Linked DNA regions of Homo sapiens: region 2 is linked to region 1. The links are chromatin loops, found by intact Hi-C in ENCODE. Cell type or tissue: heart left ventricle. All regions are shown on one strand. Links, peaks and the distances in the headings refer to the core of each region. The heading gives the core; the rest is flanking DNA.

Region 1 (9,533 bases), core at 718-8,717:
TCTACTAAAAATACAAAAAAAATTAGCTGGGCGTAGTGGCGGGCACCTGTAGTCCCAGCTACTCAGGAGGCTGAGGCAGGAGAATGGCGAGAACCCGGGAGGCGGAGCTTGCCGTGAGCCGAGATTTCGCCACTGCACTCCAGCCTGGGCGACTGAGCAAGACTCTGTCTCAAAAAAAAAAAAAGAAAAGTTAAACTAGATAATTCTTAAAATATCTTTCAATTTTAAACGTCATTGAGCTTTGTCAATTATGTCGTATTTTCTTGGCTGTTTATTAGATCAGTAGGAAGGTTTACTTATTGATCACGTAAAAACAAACATCATATTTTTCTTTCATCATCAAGATTCCTATTTCTTCAGTTTATTTCAGGTAGAAAAGTGTATTCCAAAGAAGGAAGATATTCCCATAGTGAAAAAGGAAAATACATATATTCCCTGAGGCAGGCAATACTTTTCAAAAGAATGAGAAGTCTTTTTACCATCATTAAAAGTCTGGGACCCAAAATGCAGACCACTAGAATCACAAATTCTGCACTTGCCAAGCCTAGTCAGTTTTCCTTAGCTCAAAAACCTCAGGAATGGGCATCTTAAAAGGAAATACTTTTTGTGGATTTGCAAAGTCTCACTGCAAAGAAATTCACCTCAGTTTGAAAGATCTTGTGGGATTAAAAGTCAAGATTCATTTGGGAATGCTGGCTGGTAGACATTTCATGTCTCTCTTTTGCTGAGAAGTAATCTCACAAAGAATTTATAGTCTATGACTGCATATAAAGGTGGCTTCTTTGAGGGGCCCACATTTGTATGTACTTTGAGAGGAGAGGATGGGAGCTGAATATAAAACACTGTGGCTGATTTCAACATCTGCTCCTATAGTTACAGAGAACCAGAGGCTGGACTCTAAAACACGAATGGAAGGTCACAAGCCAGAAGTTTCTGAGAATGTGTTGGGGAAGGAGTGGGTTGGGAAAATAGCTGTATTTCCTCTAAAGAAAAAAAGATATCTCTTTGAAGTCTGGGTATTTGGTAAATTTAAAAAAAAAAAGAATAAAAGACAATAGAAAAGGTATCACTAATGGGGTAGAAGGAACAAAACACTAAAATTGAAACCAAAACCAAATCACCCAAACCAAATAAAATTCCTTTCAGTGGAAGCACACTTGTGTAATACCACACTTTTAAAAATGACCTCTCTTCTGGATTATTTCATTAGCCTCCTATTTTACCTTTCTGCCACCAATTTCTCCCACCTTCAGTTTATTCTGCAAACTACTTTCTGAATGGTCTTTCTAAGACATTTTAGTGACAATGTAACCATAGCCTTCATGATCAAAAACTTTCAATGGCTCCTCATTGTCGCATGAAGAAAATCCAGATATTTCAGTTTTGATTTTCAAGTCTTTAGATGATTAGCCAAATCCATCATCCGTAAAATGAAATCAATATATAGAAATTTATAGGTTATCTCAGCAGTGTAGGTCAGTTACGTAACTAAATAATTTTTAAATGGTTAAAAATAGTGGGCTGGGCGTGGTGGCTCATGCCTGTAATCCTACCATTTTGGGAGGCCGAGGCAGGTGGATCATCTAGGTCAGGAGTTCGAGACCAGCCTGGCCAACATGGCTAAACCTCATCTCTACTAAAAGTACCAAAAAAAAAAAAAAAATAGCCAGGCGTGGTGGCACACACCTGTAATCCCAGCTACTTGGGAGGCTGAGGAAGGAAAATTGCTTGAACCCAGGAGGTGGAGGTTGCAGTGAGCAGAGATTGTGCCACTGCACTCCAGCCTATGTGAAGGGAACAAGACTCCATCTCAAAAAAAGAAAAAAAATAGTGTTTTCCTTTATATCTATCTATCTGTCTATCTAATCCATCAATTATCTATTTTATACCAGTACTAATTAGTACCTGGGGTGGATATAAATGTGGGGTATGAATTGTCCCATTTCTAATGTGATACTGATTTACCTATGCAAGTGGTTTTGATTTTAGTTACCTTGACTAAGACACGCTAAGTAAATAAATTGAATATCCAAAAATAAACCATGCTTTTACTATTTCTTAGGCCTTAAATCAATCTTGGCCATATTAACAAGAATGTTTTTGGTGTCTGCTATATATTTTCAGGAGCTTTTGTAAATACTTGGTCTAATTTAATCTCATAATCTTCAAAAGTCTGTTGAGCAAACCCTGAAAACATCCACTTCCAGTCTGGTTAATTAGAAAACAATTAGGTTCTAACAAGGCTTTTGCTTCCTTACTCTGTTTACCAGCACAGTTTCAACATCCTTCCATTGATATGAAATGTGCAGAGACATAATTTTTTTCTTTTTCTTTTTAATCTTGATTCTGGAAGCCCTGGTAGAATAGTTAAGGAAATTCTTAACAGCAAACAGGGGAAGTCTTTTATTTTCTTTGGGTTTTGATGGTACACAAATTAACTTGTTTCCTCTACTGTGATGGGAATTCAGAAAAGGGAACCTATTGGAAATGTGAACATTCCTATTCTTCCTGACTCTTAAATTTCATTAGAAAACTTTACATCACATAACTTTTACTAAGAGGAGACTGGAGGCAGTGTTTACCAAGAACGTTTGTTAATGTGGAGCTAAAAAACAACATAGAATCACTAGCCACTTGGATAATGAACACTGCAAACATCATTGTTTATAGAAATGGTGTAATGCTAGGATAGAATTTAAGTTCTAGCTCAGGTTGCCATTGAAAGAAGAGTACAAATATTTGCCGAGCACCTACTATGTGTCAGGCATTGAGTAAGGCTTTTTTCATATTTTTACATTTTTTAAATTTAAAATTTTTATTTTAAAAAGATAGAGATAGGGTCTTGCATGTTGCTCAGGCTGGTCTCAAATTCCTGGCCTCAAGCAATCCTCCCACCTTGGCCTCCCAAGTGCTGGGATCACAGGCGTGAACCACTGCACCTGGCCTTTTTTTTTTTTTTTCATATTTCTTCTCATTTAATTCTCAGTGCAACCGTGTGGCTGGACATTTTTTCAATCTAAATTATTAGAGATAAGGAAATTGAGAGTTAGGGAACTTTAGTAACATGTCAAAGGTCGCACATGTGTTAATTGCAGGGCTTAGTTTAGAAACCACTTTAGTTTGATGTGAAACTAGAAACATTTCCACTATAGCACACTATCTTCATGCATGTTTTTACACCCATCAGAGTCCAGTTTCCTACTAACCTTGACCTGTTTTGCAAGGATGAATGGGCTAATGAATTACTAATTGTAAAATATGCTTATAATTTTAAAGAACATGTAACTATTGAAAGAAAAATCATGACATTTTATAGTTAACTTCTCAGTTTCTTTTCTTTATATAGTCCCAGGATAATATATGAAACTATCTGTGTTCTCTCTTTCATAGCATAAATTAATGGAGAGCAAAGGCCTTTCTTTGCAAACATTTTCTAACACAGTTAACCCATGCTTCCCTGCTGCTAACTTCTCTCAAACGTTTAGATTCATGGGGACATAAAGGCCAAACTGCTGTCTTATTAAATTCTTCTTTTCATAAGAATATGCAAGATGCAAATGAGCAAAATGTTAAAGCTCTATAAAGAGCATCTCTGGATTTTATAGCCCTGCTTCCGAAGAGTGTGTCTATGGGATATCAAGTGAAGAAATAGGAGCATGCATAATTGCATATGTAATTGGGCTGCAATTTTGCAGTGTATAATACAAAATACATATACATTTATAGATGAAAGACCTGAAATAAATATGCCAAAATGTGAGCCATGACCACCTGTAGGTGAAGATCTATAGGGCAATTGCATTTCGTTTTTCAAATGTTTTTATGCATTTTAAAAATAAAAATATGTTTCTTCTATTACCAGAAGAATGCAATACATTTCATCCATATTTTAAAAAGACACATTGTTTTGAAAGCAGTTCTGGTTTCGTGTGAGGGTGAGAATATCCTCAAATGGAAACAATTTTGTTTGCTAGGGAATTCAGCTTTAAAACAGGAGCAAGGCATTTGTCTCTTTGATGCCATGGCAACCCCTGGGAAAACGCAGAGTCCAACAATGGGATAAAAATGTGCCTCAAGAGTGGGTAAGAAGGAGGCAACCTTGGACTTCTTTTTCCTCCACTTTCCCTTGAACAGAAGGTTGCATTGTGTTTTTCCAGCTGACTTTGCTTTCCAGCTAGGCTGCTGTGAGAGGAAAGAGCAAACAATAAGAAGAACCTTTTTCTCATGGAGTTTTGGGCTCTCCGAAAAATTGTGCACTTTCTCAGCGGAGAAAAAGCTCAGTTTCTTTTCTCTGTCTTCCCCTCTCCTTGACATCTCCCAATTCAGTCATTTTTATTACAAGTTTCTCAATCCCCTTTACATTTTCCCCTCAGGATACGCCACTTGTCTTCTTCGGAGCTGTAGGGCTGGATTGATCTTTTCTCTATGGTCACTGTTTTCTTCTATGGTCTTTTCTCTATGGTCACTCTTTCTTGATAGAAAGACTCCTGCAGTCTTTTTCAGATCTCAATCCTTAATGCATCTCTGTTGGTCTCCAATGATTTGGCTGTCTGAGACTCTTTTTTTTTTTTTAAGATTTTTTTAACCTAATTTTATTCCTTAGGTAAATTGAACTCCCCCAAGCCACTGAAGATTGCTAAGGGTCTTCATTTTGGCAATATAGATCCAAATATTGTGATAACAGAGGTTACCAAAGGACTTTGTCTCCATTATATAGGTAAGTAATGATGATGCCAAGCTTTTTCTGTGGTCTGTGCCATGTTTCCTTCTAACATGACAGCAGCATCAATACAGCAAGAATAGTTTACCTTGGTGCTGGGTTTTACATTAAGATCCTGTGTGTTTGGACTTAAAAACTTTAGTCCACTTAGAAGCTACCAGCAACCTGAGCAAGAGGCCCTGTAGTTTTACGCCTCAAACCAGCGTAAGCACTGCTTTTCAACTAATACAAAGAAAAGGAATTGGGGAGGGAGGTCTTTCGAGTAACCATGGAAGTGACTTTAAAGAATTGCAGGTTGTCATTTTGGCAACCAGAGGTGCAGTCTTCAGAGTGGAGGACTCTGTGTGGCAGAGCCAGGCCTTGACCCAGTGTGACCCCCTGATATCGGGAACCACAAGAGACTTGTGCAGCTGCCTGGCCTCCAACCGGCCTGGGAGGCTGGCCATTCCAGGAAACTAGCAGTGATGGTATCATTCCTAGGAGCATGATTCACCCAAGAAGAATGAAAACTTTAGAGCCATGAAGGCTGACTGTGGAGGATGGAAGGCTCATCTCATTCATCTTTCTTTCCTGAGCACCCATCAGTAAATATTGCCTTAAGTGAGATGTGCAAATTCCAGCTGCTGCTCAGAACTGATGGTTGTATGGCCTGTAGAAAATGTCTTCATTTCTTTAATAATTTTTTGCAGCCTACATAAATTTTCTTTTTTCCCGGATTGGCCCTTGTGCAAAAAAAACATTGCTTCCCACAGTTATAAGCCATTATAAATGATGTGTACTACTTCCTTAATTTCCCATCATTTGGAGTCTAGTGAGGAGACACAGATTAGTAGATAAGGTCAAATTCAACTCAATAAAAGTTGGGGGTCACTTCAGTCCTGAGTCAGGTACCAGCCTGGCCCAGCGGAGCTTAGTATGAAAGTACTTTATGAGGTTGAACATTTGTATGGTATTGTATAGCATGTTTAAAAAGCCTATCACATAGATGATCTCATTTGACTTTCACTGTAAGTAAAACCAAGGTATCAGTACTGGTATCAGTGATGAACAGACTCATATGGGTTCAGGAGCTCTCTCATGATGTCCCTCTGCCAGCTGGACAGGGTCCAGGGGCCTCAGAAAAACCATATTCTTCAGTTTATGTGGGATATTGCACATTTCTAGGACTGTGAGTGTTGATGAGAGGGTAGGGGTGTGTGTACTTGGGAAGGAAACGCATAATTCAGGTGTTCCTGAACAAATTGTGATCTAGATGGAGTCCAGCCTTTTTGAATCTGGCTACAATGCTAGTGAACTGTCCCAGGTTAAAGGAATTTGGATCAACCCCTGGTATCAATTTGGCACCAGGTTTGATATATAGTAGAGGGAGCTGTTTAACAAGCCATGTTCTTCATCCTGTTGATAAGGGAGAAACAGGAGAATATGAAGTCATGTAAGGGAGTGTGAGTTGTCCAAAGCTGAAACAATTTCATTTGCTGAAGTGATCTGAGGATTAGCATGTCTTTCTATAATACACAAATATATTTAGCACAGTGCTTGGCACTTAGTAGGTACTCAATACATGTTAATAAGGTATTATGGTAATAAATAATAGATTATGCATGGTCCTGTTATGGTTTTTTAAAGTTTTTTCCTTAGTCTTGAGTTCTGATTCCTATATTGCTTTTGGATGCCAGGTTATTCTATGTGCTTATTTGGTTCTTGATGTACTAGTTATGCAATAAAATCTGTTGAAGGAATAAATGAAAGAAGGAAGGCTTGCAGTGACACTTTGTATTTACTTCTAAGGCAATGTTGACATTCTCTATTCCAGAAGAACTAAAAATGATTCACATTCATTGGTGTCAAAATTTCCACATATTTATAATTTCCATTATATTAGGTTGGTGCAGGTGTAATTGTGGTTTTTGCCAATATTAAATATAATAGTGTTAATCAATTAATTTAATATTAAAATGTTAAAATAATCAGTATTTTTTTCTTCTCTTCTTTTTTTCCTTCTTGATAGACTTTCTTGTGCAGTCCTTAAAAAGTAGGACAATTCTACTTTTTAAATTGGCACTTTTGAAAGTTATTTCATTGAGTATTTACGTATTAGTAGACTGCTTGGTTCAACTTCTTACAGTTGACGTAAATTTTGGCCCAGAACTCATGTGTGAAAAAAATTAATTTTGTTTATTTTCTGTCTGATGATAAAAATTTTAAGTGATATTTCCACCAGGAGTTGGAAAACTTAATCTCTATCAGTTAGTATTTTACTCCTTCTAATTCTTTTTTTATTTTATTTTATTTTATTATTATTATACTTTAAGTTTTAGGGTACATGTGCACAATGTGCAGGTTAGTTACATATGTATACATGTGCCATGCTGGTGCGCTGCACCCATTAACTCGTCATTTAGCATTAGGTATATCTCCTAATGCTATCCCTCCCCCCTCCCCCCACCCCACAACAGTCCCCAGAGTGTGATGTTCCCCTTCCTGTGTCCATGTGTTCTCATTGTTCAATTCCCACCTATAAGTGAGAACATGCGGTGTTTGGTTTTTTTGGTCTCCTTCTAATTCTTGATTTGAAATCTAAATTTGGGGGATATTTTGGAGGCAAGAGGTCAAGTGCAGTGGAGTGAATTCCTGGTCTGGACATGCGGGCATCTGCCAGGAATCCTTAGGCCTGTCTGCTTCCTGACCATCGGTCCACACAACACAGATTGCTCTGACATCTTCCCATCCTGAATCTGATGCTTTTATGTGGCCAGCTCCCTTCATTACTTGGATGCACCTTCTGGGTACAAAGGCAACATTTAGCTCTTCTTACACTTCTTTGGGACACAGAGAATTCTGCCAGTTCCTTTTGCTTAAGCACTCCACAGAACTATCTCTTCTCCACTATTACTTTACTAAGTTGGTGACAGAAGCATTTTAGCTCTTGATACCTCTGCAGGATATCCCTCCTCCAGAGTGTGAAGATACTCTTTGCTCTTGAATCTACCAAACCAATCTGGGTTTCTGTGAATTCCACCATCACAGGGGACTCAACTCAGGGAGGGAAGAGAACAGTTCTTCTTCTGAAGGACATGCCATTGCCACTGCCTCCTCTCCAGCTCTTCCTTCCCAACTAATCTGGCTATGAAGATTTATCTCATCTGTGGTTTCAGGTGGAGGAAGAGGGTGATGTTCTGGACAGGGATGTCTGGAATTATGCTGAATTCTTCAAAAACTTCTGTGATGCCTTGAGTTCCAAAGAGTCTCAGGTTGCAACTTCAAGGCCAAGATTTTGATTCTCAGAGCTTTACAGTTGTCAAATGCTGACAACTCTTTAAGGTTCACTAGGTTCCATTGGGTCAGCCAATGTTATTTTTTACCAAGCACTTATTATGCGCCAAGTAAAAGGAGAAATAGGACAGAGCTAAACTAAAAGACCCAAAGTCTTTCATAATTGCATAGAGGTGGGTATTCAACTTAATAATTATGTACTGATATGGTTTGGCTGTGTGCCCACCCAAATCTCATCTTCAGTTGTAGCTCCCATAATTCCCATGTGCTGTGGGAGGGACTCAGTGGGAGATAATTGCATCACTGGGATGGTTTCTCCCATACTGTTCTCATGGTAGTGAATAAGTCTCACGAGATCTGATGGTTTTACAAGGGGAAATCCTTTTTGCTTGGCTCTCATTCTCTTTTTGCCAGCTGCCATGTAAGACATCCCTTTGTTCTTCTTTCATCTTCTGCCATGATTGTGAGGCCTCCCCAGCTATGTGGAACTCTGAGTCAATTAAATCTTTTTCCTTTATAAATTACCCAGTCTTGGGTATGTCTTTATATACAGCATGCAAATGGACTAATACACATATTGAGCATTTTCTATTTATCAAGAACATGGCCGGGCATGATGGCTCATGCCTGTAATCCCACCACTTTGGGAGGCCAAGGTGAGCTTGAACTTGAGTTCAAGCATTTGAGACCAGGCGTCCTCATGCCCACCTGGTCCCTGGTCATTAGTCCACACAACACAGATTGCTGTGCCATCTTCCCCTCCTGAATCTGAAGCCTTTTATGAAGCCAGCTTCCTGGTGAAACCCATGCAAAAATTTGATTCTACAAAAAATACAAAAATTAGCTGGGTGTGGACTACATCTGTAGTCCCAGCTACTCGGGAGGCTGAGGTGGGAGGATTGCTTGATCCTGGGAGATCAAGACTGCCGTGAACTGTGACCGCTCTACTGCCCTCCAGCCTGGGCAACAGATAAAGCCTCTGTCTCAAAAAAAAAAAAAAAAAAAAAAAAAAAAAAAAAAAAAAAAAAAAAGAAGGTACTGACAGTGTATCAGTGAACAAGACAAATACTTAGACAAAAATGTGGTTAAAAGCTTGAGCTCTGGAGTCAGATGGCTAGTTTAAAGGGGTCTTTTGTGATCTTAACTGTCTGAGCCTCAGTGGGCACATGTGTAAGGGAAGAATAGTAATAATATCCATTTTATGGATTGTAATGAGGATTTAACTGTGATAATATTAATATATATGAAATATTGAGGGCAGCACATAACACAATATGCATTTAATAAGTGTTGGTTATAATAACAGATATCTTATGTGGGCTGGCTCAACATCTCTTCCAAACTCTACTGTGCCTCCTTGCAAAGCTTGCAGAACTGTGTTGTCCAGACTCCCTTTCAGCTAGGATGCCATATATAATTTAGAGCCCTCCTAACAGATGGATTTGTTTCCTGAAGGCTCATAATTCTGGGTTTGACTATATTAACCTGCATGAGATTTGCATGAAATAGTACCCATATTCTTTTACCCTCAGAACACCGG
Region 2 (9,533 bases), core at 463-8,462, 72 kb after region 1:
AAAAACAAAAACAAAAACCAAACAAACACATATCCTTTCATCAGCTGATTGCTATGCTGCTTGGCAGGGTTGTCACAATTTAAAGATCAGGACTTAGTCTTACATGGGAGCAAACACTTCTTTGTGGCAGAAATTCATTAGTCTTGCTCCCAGTCGGCTGGTGACAGAATGGGCACTAAGGTTTTCTTCTTGGAGGCTGGGAGTGTTGCTTCAGCATCACTGAGCTCATTATTCCTTTACTTTCAGAGCAAGATGAAATTAAGAGGCCAGCTTGTTAGGAAGTCAGTTCACTGTGTCATACAGATCTAAGAGGAATGTTGGAGCAAGTGCTGCTCCTGAAAAACATACATGGTTATTGGAGTAACAAGCAGAATTCTGTTGATGTTTGCTTTCCTTAGAAAGTAGAAGAAATGGATCAATTATGGCAGGGTTCAAAGCTCTCTATAGCTGAAGAGAAATATCTCCAAGGGCCATAAAAATAAAAAGACAGTTTGTTCATATCAATCCCTAACATAGAAAAATATCACTGGCTACATTTCCAACTATCTATTTCTACTACAGCCTTCAAAGTGGGGACTGGGAATCTCGTGCTTACTTTGAAGAGGCTTGAAATGATTGCCTCCTTTTGCAAAAATCTTTAAATTGAACAATTATTTTCAAGGCAGATTGTCTATATTGAGTCATTCTGCAGAACTAAAAAAAACTTAGTATTTTAAATGCATTGTCGTTTGGAGCACTTTAAGATTAAATAAATCGTTATCTTGGGTGATGCAATATGAAACCTTGAGTAGAGGTCAAAGAAGTTCTATGACATTTACAGATGTTTAAAAATAGTACTTTAAAATAGAGAAAACTATGAATTACCTTTATTAACCATAGTGATATAATGAATAATGGCATCTACCAATAATCAATCTCAAACCGCAATTAGTCACGACACAAGGTTCAATCTCTCACTAAGAGCAAATATTTTACTAGAGTAGCTAATAAATAACAAATTGATATGATTCCACTTAAAAAAATCATGTTTCAATTTTGATAAGGATGATTGATAAACAATGATAAACATTTATAAACCTTGATAAACATTGATAAAAATGTTTCATGTTTCAATTTTGATAAGGATGATTTGTAACCTTCTCAAAGAATTGTTATTAGAAGGTAAGAGGTAGGGCAAAAGATTTGAATAATTTGTCCATGTAACTGAGGCTTGGCTAAAATAGCATGTAATGTAATTAAATTATTTAGTGAACACATTGGTGGTGGTGTACAGCTTTTAGGACTTTAAGGGATATGAAACTTTTCATTTTCCCTTAATTATAATTATTCTTGTACTTATATTTCTATTAATTTATCTGTAAAAAGGAATTTAAAAATCTTCATATAATACTGTAGAACGTCATTAATCCGTTATTGAAGAACAGGAATATAATTATTAATTTATCTTTCTTATCCTTTTATTTATCTTTACAATGTTTGTTTAGCTGTGAATTTAAAAACCTTTAACTGATTCTGCTGTTAGCTCTAAGGGCCAATAATTACCTTCTCTTAGAGATGCAGCTTAAGTTATTTATCATAGTGGAATTAAATGTTGCCTAATTAGATTCTCTTGATTTTCTCCATGGGTCATTCTTAGACAGATGACTGAAGACCTCTTGTTTGAGGACACATTGGCTTAGCATGCAGTGTCTGACACAGGGCCCCGACACGCAGAGAGTAGGCGTGATTGTGATTTTGAGTTTATATTCTTCTGAATGGACTTTTTTTTTTTGGCTTATCATTTTTTTCCAAGTTAAATCTAATTTGACATAATTTTATAGACAAACAAGATTCCTATGTTGCTTATCATTTGTCTTTAAGTATTAACCAACTTTGCTTGGTGATGTTGAAATAGACTCTAGAAGTGAGCAAATCACCCCAGAGTTTCCTCAGGTGCTATTATTTTTGGGGTGCTATGTGAAGAAATAAAAACAAACTCTAAAACACAAGCCAGGTGTGCATACAGCTCTAGAATGAAAAGGTATTTCTGTTATTTCTTAGGGCAAATTTTACTTTTTGAGGATCTGTTTATTAGTATTTTGAGTATTAGTCATGAACTTAAAATATAAGTATAGTAGGCTTATAATTACTACCCACTAGTAATTTCTTTTATATTGAGACAGCTTCATTTGTACTGAATGTATAAAATTAATAATGATATACATGGATACTTAATTAAAAACCAATTACTGAGTTATTTTTATTTATTTTGACAATAGGAATTTATTCCAAAGCTTTGCATATGTGAAAACACGGATCTCCTCAGGGTGTTGTTGGTAGTCTAGACATAATAATAATGTAACTTGTTTGAGAAATCTTGTTCTTCTATGGGCAATCAAATACATGATTACTGAAGAAATCAAGTATTCAGAATCAGTTTGTATTGAAACAAACCCTCTATAGTCCCAGCTTACAGATACATTAAAATTGTAAGTCACAGAGTCCAAGTCTATTTTTTATTGGAAAGCTTAAACCCCAGACTTATGATAAGAATTTTCATAAAGGAAGCTGAACTTTATTTCTGGAAATATCAGATATTGTAGTTTGTGTATTTATTTTGGTGAGGCATTTCTTAAAAGGGAGCCATTTCTCAAAATTAACTTTTAAAAATTTCTGAATCTTATTTTGCCTCTGTATTAAAGGTGTTTATCTCTCATTTTGTTACAGAGATAAAAGATAAAAAGGACAGTTTTAAACATTATTGATTTCAATATTTAATTGACCTAGACAATTTACATTGATGTCACTAAGAATTATGCATCCACCTCTGAACATAATTAATTTATGAACTGTTAGAGTGTCATTTTTTATTGAGTAGTTGTTAAGAGTTGAACTGTATACCTCTAAATTCACATGTTGATTTCTTAACACCCAGTACTTCAGAACAGAATGTGACTGTGTTTGGAGACAGGGTCTTTAAGGAGATAATTAAGTTAAAATGAGGTCATTAGGGTGGGTCCTAATCCAATATGACTGTTGTCTTCATAAGAAGAGGAGATTAGGAAACAGACATAAACAGAGGAAAAACCATGTGGAAACAACGGGAGAAGACAGCCATCTTCAAGACAGAGAGAGGGCCTCAAAAGACAACAACTTTGCCAATACCTTGATCTCAGACTTCTGTCTTCCAGGGCTGTGAGAAAACAATTTCTTATTTAAGCCAACCAGTCTGTGGTACTTTGTTATGGTAACCTGAGCAAGCTATTATAATACAGTTACAGCTATAGCTATGGAAATTCTAAGGCCAATCTCTGTCCTCTAAGAGGTTGTATGAATTCCAAGCCCTGGCAGTTGTAAATGTTATCGTAGTCAGCTTCTCTGTCACCTGGTTTATTTCCTCTGACTCCTTGTCAGGTAGATAGAGAGAGAGTGTTGCAATGGATACTGAGAATGTGATGCATCCTGGTTCATCCGAACTCTGAATCTACTTTCCCTATGGCTCCATGTACTTGTGTGTAAGAAGTCAGGTTGCATGGACACGTGTGCATACCTGTATGTGAGGGTGTATGTGTGTATTGAAGAGAAGTTAGAGTATAGTACTGCTTAAGAGCATGGACTCTGCAACCAAATGGAGCTGAACAGCTCCACATTTACTGTGTACTATTGGGTAAGTTATTTAACCTCTCGGGGCCACAGATCTCTCATCTAGAAAATGGGGTCAGTGACAGTTCCTACTCTCATAGGGTTGTGGTGAATATTAATTGATTAAAGTATTTAGAATAGGGCTTGACACACAGTAAGAGCCAGGTCAGGCATAATGATCTTTATTTCATAGGGCTACTGTGAAGACCAATTAAATGATACAGTGGGTTTGAAGTACCTTACATGGTGCCTGGAAAGTAGTAGGCACTAAACACCTGTTGTCTTATTTTTCATCCTCAATATTCCCATAATCTCAATATGGTATTAAGGTTATACTCTTAACAAGGGCACCAAGGTGTGGGAACTGCAAAGGCACTTTAAGATCAACTGATTTAACTATTCACAAACAGGTGGAGGATGGTGAGGCACATCAGAACACAGAACTACAGTCTCCCTGTTTTCTCCTTCCTTCCATGTTGATGTAGTTTGGATATCTGTCCCCACCAAATTTCATGTTGAAATGTGATCCCTAATGTCGGATGTAGGGTCTGGTGGGAGGTGTTTGGATCATGGGGACAGATCCCTTATGAATGGCTTGGTGCCCTCCCCATGGTAACAAATGAGTTCTTGCTCTGTTAGTTCATGTGGGAGCTGGTTGTTGGAAGGAGCCAGTTTCTTGATTACTTTCAGTGAAAAAATAAAAAATAAAAATAAAATAAAGGAGCCCAGCACCTCCTCTCTCTCTTGCTCTCTCACCTGTGACACATCTGCTTCCCTTTTGCCTTCCACCTGATTTAAAGCTTCCTGAGGCCTCACCAGAAGCTGAGCAGATGCTGGTGCCATGCATGTACAGCCTGCAGAAACATGAGCCAAATAAATTTCTTTTCTAAGTTACCCAGTCTCAGGTATTCCTTAACAGCAATGCAAGATAGACAAATACATACATCAACATGTTGTCTTCCTATCATGCATCCTTTTTTTTCTCTCCCCTGCCTCTCACATGAGGGAGAATCTCATTTAATACAATCAGTGGTTGGTGGTAGATAGAAACTGGGCAGAAGAAACCAGATGTTAGTAAGGACTTGGCAACGGTTTCATTGTTCTTACAAATGTGAACATGTTTTATTTTTCATAGGATTATGGCCATCAGCCTTTTAGAAACTGATGACTTAAGCACTAAATCTCTCCTGGTTCCTTCCCTGCCCTTTCAGTCTCTTCTATACGACCTAATTGATTTGCTCCTCTTTGCCTACCTTTCCTTACTCATTAATGCGAGGCTTTCACAGTTAACCAAGGGAAAAGTGCATCAAACTCTCTTTGTACTCTGAATCTGGAATTGACATATCCCCTCAGCAGCATTTTTGCATAGTGGCTCATTTGCTATGAATTTCTGTTTTGCCAGTACAATTTCATTAGCCAATTAATTTCCATTTTAATCTTTTATGACCCTTACACATTGCAGATGAGTAAAGGGGAGTATATTGATAAGATGAAGAATTTTCAAGCTATATAAATCCAGTCCACACCAATTTCAGCCCTCTTTCAAGGGAATGCAAAACTCTGATAAGACTGAGAATGACTCCAGAAGAAAAGCTTGAAAGTTTTATAAGAGACCAGATGGTGGCAGCATAGAATGTGTGAGAAAAACTCCATGAGCAATGTTAAAAACATGATACAAATATGTTGTAAATAGTAGCAAAACTACTAATTATTGATGAGAACTAAGATAGAGAAACTGGTTATAGACATGCAATGTAGTACCAGAAATACCTGAATTTGACTCTGTGTTCCTACGTGTCGGCTGCGTGAACTTGGGCAAGCCAAGTAGCTTCTTTCTCTAAGCTCTGTTTCCTCATTTATGAAGTGGGAACATTAATAGTTACGGGATTGTTTTAGGATTAAGGGAGATAATGTATGTTAAAGACTTAGCCCTTCCTAGCAAGGATATTGTAGGTACTTACAGAGAGAGAGAGAGAGAGAGAGAGAGAGAGAGAAATTTAACCATGTCAAATACGAACATCATATATCAAAGGAAAGTTTTTGTAACTTTTTCTAAATCAGTAGGATAACGAGAGGAACATGGGAGCAGTAGTCAGTCCCTATGTGCAGGTAAAAAGGAGATGCATTGTCCCTAGAGAGTTTAAAAATACTAACAATGTCAACTAAACTCAGTCTACTTTTTATAATCACCATGAACCAGCAGCTCCAAACAATGTCATGGTAAAAAAACTCTTCTTTATGGGAACTTTACTGTTCCTAGCAAACTGAAATTTTCGTTATCGTTTTAAGCATTTTAAGACCCTTTACCCTCTGCTTCTGACTTATCTGCCTTTTATGCTTTTCGCTTCCTGAATCCTTTCCAGTCCAACGGTACAAATTGTTCAATGGAGATGCTTTGCATATCCTGCTTCTCCATTTTTTAATCACACCATTCCTACCACCTGAAATGCCCTGTAATCTCCTTTTCATTTATTTATATCTTACTTTTCCTTCGTGGGTACAGCTTAAGGGCTACATTCTCTGGGAAGCTTTCCTCATCTGCTGGATCCTCCAAGGACATATCTCTCTTTTTGTGTACGTAGCTATTTTGGCCCTTAGCATCTGCTATCTTCTATTGAAACATATTGCCCCTTCCTTCCAATGTAAAGGAGGAGCTCATTCACAGAGTTGATATTATTTCCGTAATCTAGCCCAGCTTTAGGTTTTGATATCATCTGTACACTTGGTGCTTACAATTGTGTTTGGAGTTCAAGACATTCTGTCACAGAGTGAACATAACTAGTGGGTATCTTCAATTTTGAACTTCCTTTGAGATGCGTATGCTACCTTAAATAGTGTACACAATGTAATATTAATTAACATTTAGACATTTTAAAAGGAAGAAATAATGATTACCTTGTGGGTTTGAGGGCAAATGATTGGAGCCTGTATTTCCCAGAACCAAGATTAATATGCAAGGCCCCATCTGTGAGCTCTAAATTCCAGATTCCATTGATGCTGTTTTTCAGTCATTTTTTCCATGAGACCTGGAATCTTTTCATCTCTTCTTAGCTGGTGTAAAACTGAATGTATATTTTAGCATGTGGTGGCCACTCCCTTGGTGAAAAAATACTGGGTCTATGAAAAATGCTGGGTCTTCGAACTTGAGCTTTAACCTTTTGTCTGTATCCTAACCAGCTACTATAAACAGAATGCTGTCAGCATTTACCTGTCATTGGAGAAAGTAAGTATAAAATATCTTCCTTCACATCTCATATTCAACAAGATAGCCATATACTGCCAAGTCCTTTGTGAAAAAATTGGCCAGATCCTGGGATCAGAGGCTCATTCTCCAGAAGTGCAGAGATCTCACAGGTTCTGGTATTCTAAGGGAGTGCTCTGGGAAGAAGGAAGTACTTCTGAGCTGAGTTGGCTCCTGGTCAGAAGAAATTCTGGACAGATGGTTTAGTTTTACTTCTCTCAGACTCTTGTGAAGTTGGACCTGGGTGTTTAGCCTCTTTAATAATCTTTTGTAATTACGTGGAGGTGGGTGAGGAAATCTTTGTCTCATATCATTATTGATTAGAATTACTATCTTTGTTTCAGGAATCTTGTTTACAGAGTGGGCTAAAGTTCTTCATTACCAAAAATGCAGAGTGTAGCAAGGGGAACATGGCAGAGGTCTAGATATTTGAAACACTTGGCACAGCACATTCCCCATGAACCCAAGGAACAAAACTAGGAACAATGCTAATAGAGCAACATAATAGTTCAACATAAATGGGAGAACTTTCTAACAATAAGTTGTCCATATATAGGATGAACTATCATGTTGATACTGAGTTTCCCATAATGTGAGATATTTACAGAGGTGAGAGTGCTGTGGGGTATTCAAGTATTGGTGAATGATGTGAATAAATGGATTCAAATTCTTTTTCTTACCTGGAGTCTATAGTTCAGGGATTTTGCCGTTTCTTTTTCCAAATCTGTTGATTACAAATGAATAAACACATGAAAAGCAAATTATTGTATCCTTTTTTCTATTCTTTTAATTATTGTAGATGGTATTCTCATCTCCTAACATATACTAATTAGAGACATGGAAGGAATAAGCCTCTAAGTAGAAAAGTATATGATATTAAAATATTAAGAGTATGAAAAATTACATGGGATTTTGGAAATGCACAGAGTTTTACTTATTTGTTTTTTTTTTAATTTGGAAAGAAATGCAGTCTTGTAATGAAGTCTTAGGTGGCATGTGAAATGAGAAATCAAGATTTTGGCTCTCCTATTGGGCTTTTCTATCAATGGAAACTTTATTCCTGTATTGAACAATTCTTTTCTCCTAACTGGCTCATCTCATGGGAGAGATTTAATGAATAATTGATGGAAGGCACAAGTGCTCTATTACACCTTCTATTCAAGGAGAAAAAGATACGAGCCTCTTTAGGTGTATTATATGCAGATGCTATGTTGGCAATTTCCTGTATGACAAGAAAATTAAAATAGACTCCCCACTTCTTCTTTAGAGTGGGGTTGAACATAGGAACTGCAGTGAGGTGGCTTGAAGATCTTTAGAAGGAGGGTAGTTAAAAGCTTTCCATATGATGTTCAAATCACTGAGTCTGAAAAAGAATAATGTGTAATTGTATCAGTCTATGTCCAATCAGGAGACAGAAACTGCACAGTGATAAGTAATTTGAACAAAGTTAAATATATAGAATTGTTAAGTATAATAATTTGGAGTAATGGGGTTTGGAGTAATAAAGGGTTAATTAATATAAAGGAAACAGAAGTTTAAAGAATACAGAATAGCACATATAAGAAGCAGCTACTACTTCCAGGGCTGAGATAGAACATCCAAAAAAGAGCCTGCCCCTTGCCCCAACCCCTGGGGGTGAGACACAAACCTTGTTGGAGGACACAGTTATGAGTAACTAGATGGTGGAGAACTCACTGGGGGGTGCTGCACAGGTGGAACTTGCTGGAAATCTGAAGCTAGGGTTCCAAGAAAAGATGCGAATGAGGAGGTATCTTACTAGGAGTATGTTGCTACAAATCATGCAATGGAGGTGCCAGGAAACTATGCTGGCTGTTTCCTGCTGATCACTTTTGGTTTTATCTATTTTGTCTTTTTGCTGTTGTTGTCCTCAATTCCATTGATTTCTGCTCTTTTACTTGTTATTTTCTTATGTTTGGTTTGAGATTATTTTGGTCTACTTTTTCTAGTTTCTAAAATTGAAAGTGTGGATCATTGATTTGAGGTTTTCTTCTTTTTTAATTATTTAGTGCTTATTCACAATAACAAAGACATGGAATCAACCTAAATGCCCATCAATGGTAGACTGGATAAAGAAAATGTAATAGATATACACCATAGAATACTGTGCAGACATAAAAAAGAATGAGATAATGTCCTTTGCAGGAATATGGAGATAGAGGCCATTATCCTTAGCAAACTAGCCCAGAAACAGAAAACCAAGTGCTGTATGTTCTCACATATAAGTGGGAACTAAATGATGAGAACATGTGGTCACAAAGAGGGGAACAACAGACTGTGGGGCCTGCCACAGGGTGGAGGGTGGGAGGAAGGAGAGGAGCAGAAAAATCACTATTGAGTATTAGCCTTAGTACCTAGACAAAATAATTTGTACAACAAACCCATAACACGAGTTTACCTATATGACAAACCTGCACATGTACCCCTGAACCTAAAATAAAAGTTAAAAAAAAAGCATGAGCCTTTTAAGTGAGGGAAAGGAAAGTTGAGGTGGCTATAATAACATTATGTAAAACTCTATTTCTGATAGAGTGTCTTCTTCTGAAGTCTAATTTGTGTAATATTATTATAGCCAGCTCAACTTTCCTTTGATTAGTGTTTCAAGGTATATCTTTAACATCCTTTTACTTTAACCTATCTATATCTTCTATGT

What was found. A loop is a pair of places that touch in the nucleus more often than their neighbours do. Peaks named below come from ENCODE experiments on the same cell type or tissue, not always from the same donor. Only the 100,000 strongest peaks of a DNase experiment are listed, where the experiment ranks them.
Region 2: it touches region 1 in a loop (2.6-fold over the local background); 6 of 110 quality-filtered maps call a loop at or near these places.

What each region holds. Positions count from the first base shown.
Region 1 is chr1:99,595,496-99,605,028 of GRCh38, reverse strand. No RefSeq gene overlaps it. Among named protein-coding and RNA genes, the nearest start is that of PALMD, 46 kb to the left of the region's middle. RefSeq lists a silencer at 3,942-4,236. In heart left ventricle, for the core only: no CTCF peak of the experiment used is centred there; a DNase peak (open chromatin) is centred at 5,128; H3K27ac peaks cover 3,254 bases.
Region 2 is chr1:99,523,011-99,532,543 of GRCh38, reverse strand. No RefSeq gene overlaps it. Among named protein-coding and RNA genes, the nearest start is that of LINC01708, 40 kb to the right of the region's middle. In heart left ventricle, for the core only: a CTCF peak has its summit at 5,237 (motif pointing right); no DNase peak of the experiment used is centred there.